Regions from separate parts of the Mus musculus genome. Here region 2 is linked to region 1. The links are chromatin contacts, found by Hi-C or POLR2A ChIA-PET in ENCODE. All regions are on one chromosome and are shown on one strand. Each heading gives the region's core, a stretch centred on a gene start or an enhancer-like site at or near the end of the contact. The rest is flanking DNA. Distances are from core to core; before and after follow the strand shown. Region 1 holds the start of Ascc2 (activating signal cointegrator 1 complex subunit 2). Region 2 overlaps Ascc2 (activating signal cointegrator 1 complex subunit 2).

Region 1 (3,229 bases), core at 57-2,556:
TTGAAGTCTTGTGGGACACTCAGATGTAAACAGGACTTGCTAAGTCATGCCTAGATCCGTTGTTTATTTATTGTTTTTCAAAACAGAGTTTCTGTGTAACAGCCCTGGCTGTTCTGGAACTAACTTTGTAGACCAGGCTAGCCTTGAACTCACAGAGATAAGCCTGCCTCTGCCTCCCTAGTGCTGGGATTAAAGTCCTGTGCCACCACCACCCAGTCAGGTTTAGATTCTTAATCAAAGAAAATGTGGGCTGTTTTGTAATAAGCTGCAAAGTCTGTGAGAACTTTTTTCGTGGTGAAATATAACCAATTAGCACACTCCTCCCATTTCTGGTTTAGAGCCCATCTACCCACTAATTCAGCCGCTTAACATCTCTCCCATTACTTCACAACTATTTGCTTGTTTTCCTGACAATGTGAGCCCTTCCACAGTATAGCCCTGGCTGTCCTGGAACCCTCAGTCATTCCTCAGCCTCCCAAGGGCTAGAATTACAGGCTGCACCAGCAGCAGCAGCTGGCTATTACCCACTAGTTTTCTGTGATGATCCTTATCCAGCCTTGGGAGCCACTAGCTCTTCACCATCTGAGACATTTCTTTGGAAAAAATGTATCCTGTTCTTAAAATAGCTATACTCAGCCTTTCTGATTTAAACAACATGTGGTAGACACTTTTAACTCCAGCATCTGCGAGGCTGAAGCAGGAGGATAGTCATCAGTTCCAAGCTATACTGAGTTACACAGTGAGTTTTGGGTCAGCTTGCCTACAGTGTACCCGGCTAAATACATGGACAAATCTTAAGTGTACAATTTGCTAAGTCTGCCTAAGTAAACCCATCTGTCCGTCTGTGTATGTGGCCACCGCCAAGATGAAGACCTCCATTTTCATTTGTGGGATCTTCCTGTTTACTAACCTAAGAAGTAACCACCATCAAAAGCCATAACTACACATTTTTAACTGTTTTAGAGCGTTCGGTAAGTGAACTATACGAGCTCATCTGCCTTCCTCTGCTCTCTCAACGTCACATTTGTGATTTTGACTCGTTCAAACTTCTCTGGATTAAATTTGAAAACTGGTAACTGAGTAGGGTGGAAGCCTGGATTTCTGAGAGCTTCCCAAACTGGATTGCCTTAACCCAGGAGGGTGGCCACCAAGAGGGAGTGGTCAGGGTCAAATTCCTGCGCCTCCAGGGGGCGGGGTCGTCTCTGTGGGGCGTGGCCGTGGCATTCCCCACCTCCACAGTTGGCGCCGGGGGCGGGGCCAGGCAGAGCAGGTTGGCTTCCTTTCTGCGCCTACGGAATCGCAGTTTGACCCCGGAAGTGCTGGATCTGTGGAAGCTGTGGTGTTTTGCAGCTGAACATCTCGGGTGTGGAGCCGGGGAGGTAAGTACGTGCCGGGGCCCCACCGGTGGTGCTCGGGAGGAGCCAGGACCGTGCTTCGGGCGCCCTCGGCACCCTCCAGCCCACGGGCTTCGCGGCGGAGCCAGGCTTACACTGCCCCAGCCGCTGTGATTCCCCCCACTTGGAGAACCAGAGCCTGGAGTTCCGGTTCATTTTAAGGCTTGGTCCTAGAGAGACCTGGGACGATCCCCGGTCCCCACCACCTTCTCCCAAGCTTCAGTTTCCTCCATGTTCATTCATTTGTTCAGCATGTATTTGTTGATCGACAGCCACGTGCCTAGTACAGACCTAGGCGCAGAGGGTACAAAGAGCAGGACAGACGAGGCTCTGCTCTCGTGAAGCTTACAGTCTAGAGGAAGGAGACAGTTACACATTAAAGATATGACAGTGAGTAACAAGGAGAGAGACTACAGGGAGAAGACCAGAGAAGGTTTTCTGATAGAGAAACTAAAGCAACAGTAGCTCCGAGATGCTCTCTGGCATATTACAACTGTTGATTATATCACGACCCTCCACCCGTCCACCCGGAAACAGTTAACTATTGATTGGCCTCTGCTGCTTTGCCCAGCATAGACTGTAGAGTGGTGCACACCGGTCCTGGTCCTTTTAAAACTCAAAGTCTAGTGCCTGCGTACATAGTTGGGACTGAAGCATCTAGAGTCAGATGTGATGACACATACTTGTAATCTCAGCACTCAGGAGGTTGAGTCAGAAAGATTGGTTCAAAAACAGCTTAGGCTACATGAGACCCTGTCTACGATGTAACAAAATTAATTAATTAATTGATTCATATATATATATATGTATATATATATGAATGAATGCGAGGAAAGAGTGGTGTGTGATGTTGCATATAGTAGTGTATACCAGCACTCAGGACACTGAGGCAGGAGATTGCTACAGTTAAGAGCCAGTTTATATGGCAAGACCTTGTTTCCTAGTATTTGAAAACAAAATTATGTTAATGCCAAGAAAAGCACTTAGAAGAGCACTCAGTATCTAACAAACATGCTGCTCTTGTCTTATCAATATGTCTTATATTGCCAGGGCTGGGCCAGACATATTGACTTGTCAATATGTTTTATATCACCTGGTAAGAAATAGCTGGTCATATCCTCAGCTTGTCTGTGAGGACATAGTGACTTCCTCCTCCTAGCCTTGATGTATTCATGTGTGTCATATGCTCTTTTGCTGGCATGCCTTTTGAAAGGGTTCGTTGATCTCCATTGCATGGCTGGCCCAATACACATGTCCTTCCTGTGGATAAGGCCAAGGTGTTATTTTAAAAAAAGAGAACACTGGGTGGGAACACTGACGAGCTGCTCTGCTCATTTGGTTTTGTATCCCGGGTTCACATACATGTGGGTACAAATGCATATGTGTGGAGTCAAAGGTCAACCTCGGGAGTTGGAGTTGTCCCTCAGAAGTCATCTGCTTTTCTTTTGAGACAAGTCTCTCACTGGCCTGGAGCTTGCCTGGTGGACTGTCCTGACGCCTCCTACTCTCCCAGTGCCGAGATTGCAAGCATATACCATCACATCCTGCTTCCTAGCTTTGGGAATCAGATTCTTATGCTTGTGCGGTCTGGACAACGCTGACTGAGCGTCTCCCAGCCTGCTCTGTGACCATCTTTCCTATTTATTTATTCATTCATTCATTTAAGCTTGAACCCAGGGACTTGCATGTGGTAAGCACAAGTTCTATCACTGAGCTGTACCCAGCTGACCAACTCCTGGCTTTGAAACCAGTTTGGCCCCTGTGGAAGGGATCTTACGTTGTCAGCTTTCTAAGGATTTTCTCTTCCTTCTGTTAGTTTGTCATGTCCTTTGAAG
Region 2 (3,172 bases), core at 184-2,683, 41 kb after region 1:
AAGTTGACGGGGAAACCTCTGGTTCTTAGTTGGTCCCTGGCCCAGCACAGAATCTGGTCTCTCAGGATGCATGACTGTTCTCGCCAGCTACCTGGATAAGCTTAGAGCCCTTTCATTTTTTTACCCCTTTCCCAACCTGGCAAAGAGAGCCAGGTACAGTGCCAAGGCCATTGTCACAGATCCACAGTCCCAATCCTGGTGGTTGGAAAAGATTCCTGGAGTGGTTGGATGGTTGGTGTTTAGTAGTTTTAAGACAAGGGCTTGGGCTGGTGAGATGGCTCAGTGGGTAAAAGCACCCGACTGCTCTTCCAAAGGTCCAGAGTTCAAATCCCAGCAACCACATGGTGGCTCTCAACCATCCATAATGAGATCTGATGCCCTCTTCTGGTGTGTCTGAAGACAGCTACAGTGTACTTACATATAATAAATAAATCTTTAAAAAAAAAAAAAAGACAAGGGCTCACGTAGCCTAAGCTGGTCTGTAGCTGATGTGTAGCTGTGTGGCTGTGCATGACCTTGAACCCCTGATCCTCTCGCTTCTTCCTCTCTGCGATCACAGGCATGTGCCACCATGCCCAACTTTGGATTTTGTATTTGAAATAGGGATCTCTGTAGCCTAAGTTGGCCTTTAACTCTTGGCAGTTCTCCTGCCTCAGCATCTATAATGCTAAGATTATAGCCATGAGTCACTATTGCCAGCTAAGATTCCTGTTTACCTAAGGTTTTTCTCAGATCTAAACCAAATACAGCATCCTTTCTGTCCCCTTGTGGGGCTCCTGGTACAATCAAATACCCACTTGTCATAGAGTTTCCTCACTTCTGCCCCCAGACCCATGCTGGGCACCAGTCAGGGCTCACTTCTGTCTCTTTCACATGGTACACCTACCTCCATTCAGCATATTTTGTGCCTTTCACCCACAACTCCACTCTGAGTACAGATATATGTCTGACCCATTTCTAAATCTCCTCCCTTCTCAGTCTTAGAATGCTACCTAGCATATAGTAGGCCTTTAATAAAGATTGTCATGGGGCATCAAAGCTTTACTGACCATACTGAGGCTACAATCCCACCGTGTCTCAGGCTCCTACAGACTCAGATTCCTGCCACCCACCCAGAGCCAGTTATTAGAAGGTCTGTGCAGAATCTGTGTCTTGTTTTTTTTGTTGGACCCTCTCCTCTTGATCCAGAGACCAGATCTCATTGCTAAGCTGAATCTCTTGCTTGGCATCTCTAATTGATTTTCCCCTGCAGGGCCAAAAACCACATTCCACAGGCCTGTGTACATGGCTGGCAAACCAAGTTTTTTCTACAGGTTTGCAAAGCCACAGTGGAGACCCGAGCCCCTGCTGACACTGATGTACAGTTCAGTGTGAGCCAAGTGTGTCCCTTCCCCCTCGGCTGCACCCATCTGTCTTCACTTACAGTGGCAGTTGGACCAGCAGACTTTCCTCCTCCCACGGTGCTCTTACTTGGAAACTGGCACTGTAGACCAGAAATTCAGGAGCTGCCATAGTGAGGGGGTGAGAGGAGGAAGGCAGACCCCCTTTGGCCTTGCCCAAGAGACCTTGGGCCTTTCCTGGTGGGCTTAGTACAAAACTGCATGTAGCCTCAGCATGACCTAAGATATAAAGAAGCGAACTCAGCCTCTCTCTGGGCCTTTAGCCCTACCCCACCCCCCGCCCCACAGCCTTCCTGACCCGATACTGTCTCCCTCTTTCCCGGCTGTCCTTGGCTCCAGGAAGGAGGAGAACGTGAGGAGCCTGGTGAATGACAAGCAGGCTGTGGTGGCACAGTGGCAGCGCTACCAGAAGTACAGCGTGGTGGTAGAGGAGGTAGGCTGCCCAGCCTGGGCCTCTGTCTGGGCGTGGGAAATCAGCGGTCTGCCCCCTTCTCTGACCCCCGAGGGTACTGTTGTAGGTCCCCCTGCAGCCAGGAGAATACCAGGCTGATGACTATGAGGACGAGTATGACGACACATACGATGGCAACCAGGTGGGCGCCAACGATGCAGACTCTGATGACGAGCTCATCAGCCGCAGGTGAGCGCCCAAGCCGCAGGCAGCCGGGCTTCCCACTCCCACCGCCACCCCCACTATACACACTCACACACACACACCCAGTGCCACACACACACTCACACACACCCAGTGCCACACACATACTCACACACACACACACAAGCTCCTTCAACTCCGCCCACACTGAAGCCCACAGGAAGCATTTATTTGGTCTTGGCAAGTCATTTTGCATGTTTTTCCCAAGTACAGAACATTTTCCTCAGCAGAATCTTGTAGAGATTCCCCCATTGCTAATGAAAGCAGGGCTTCCCTGATGAACAAAAAACACTGGAGATCCCTAGGGCTCAAGCTCAGCTCCTCCTGCTCTCTCCACACAGACCATGGGACCTTTCTTTAAAGAATCTGGGAACTAAAGAGAAGCCTGCTTTAAAAGCCCTGTGGGGTCCCTGGCTTCCCGAGCAGGGCCTCCCCAGCCTTCTCCCTGAGGCAGGAGGCCACTCTCCAAGTAGACTCAGTCTTTGATCTCTCTCTTTCTCTCTTCCAACCCTCAGGCCCTTCACCATCCCTCAGGTGCTGAGAACCAAAATGCCTGGCGAAGTGCAGGAGGAGGAGTGGGATGAAGAGGATGAGGTGGAAGAGGAGGCCCCCAAGGTATGTCCTAGGCAGGTGGCAGATAAAAGAAGTGCAGTGTGAAGAGCAGAGGGGAAGCTCTGCCTCCCTCTGGCTCTCCCTGCCTCTGACCCTGGAGCGTCCTAGCACAACTGCTGGATTGGGGAGGTGCTTTTAAGTACAGACCATTCCGAGAGCTGCTGGCTTTGATCTCACCTCCACTGCCCAGGGGGCTCTCCAGGGACAAATTAGAGACTGGGTCTGAGCAGCTGAGTTCATTACCCGTTACAGTCTAGGGAAGGGAAGGGCCACTGTTGACTGAGGAGCCCAGATGGCAGATCTTAAAAATCTGAAAAGACTTAGAGGCCTGAGACTTGGGAGCCAGCTAGATCCTGTAGGTCTGAAAAATCAGTTTTAGCAGCTAACCTTTTCTTCTGCTGAAATCTTATCTTGAAACTCAACACAGAAAACAAATGAAAGCCGGGCGTGGTGGCACACACCTTTAATCCCAGCACTCTGGAGGCAGAGGCAGGTGGATTTCTGA

What was found. A loop is a pair of places that touch in the nucleus more often than their neighbours do. ChIA-PET counts read pairs that join two places held with the same protein, here RNA polymerase II (POLR2A).
Region 2: a map of mouse embryonic stem cell shows a loop between it and region 1 (2.1-fold over the local background). The contact joins the enhancer-like site here to the promoter of Ascc2 in region 1. A Hi-C loop is called at or near these places in 1 of 37 maps with a recorded cell type or tissue (mouse embryonic stem cell). POLR2A ChIA-PET finds 5 or more read pairs at or near these places in 3 of 5 experiments (Patski and embryonic stem cell).

The regions. Positions count from the first base shown.
Region 1 is chr11:4,636,444-4,639,672 of GRCm38, forward strand. Ascc2 (activating signal cointegrator 1 complex subunit 2) reads left to right here and starts at 1,307. Exons shown (of 20, transcript NM_029291.2): 1 at 1,307-1,379.
Region 2 is chr11:4,677,513-4,680,684 of GRCm38, forward strand. It overlaps Ascc2 (activating signal cointegrator 1 complex subunit 2), which reads left to right. Exons shown (of 20, transcript NM_029291.2): 16 at 1,740-1,833; 17 at 1,919-2,040; 18 at 2,571-2,670. Among named protein-coding and RNA genes, the nearest start is that of Gm51883, 21 kb to the right of the region's middle. Within about 2 kb of position 1,434, at least 1 of the 3 ENCODE cell types and tissues checked has a DNase peak (open chromatin) inside an H3K27ac peak, as active enhancers do.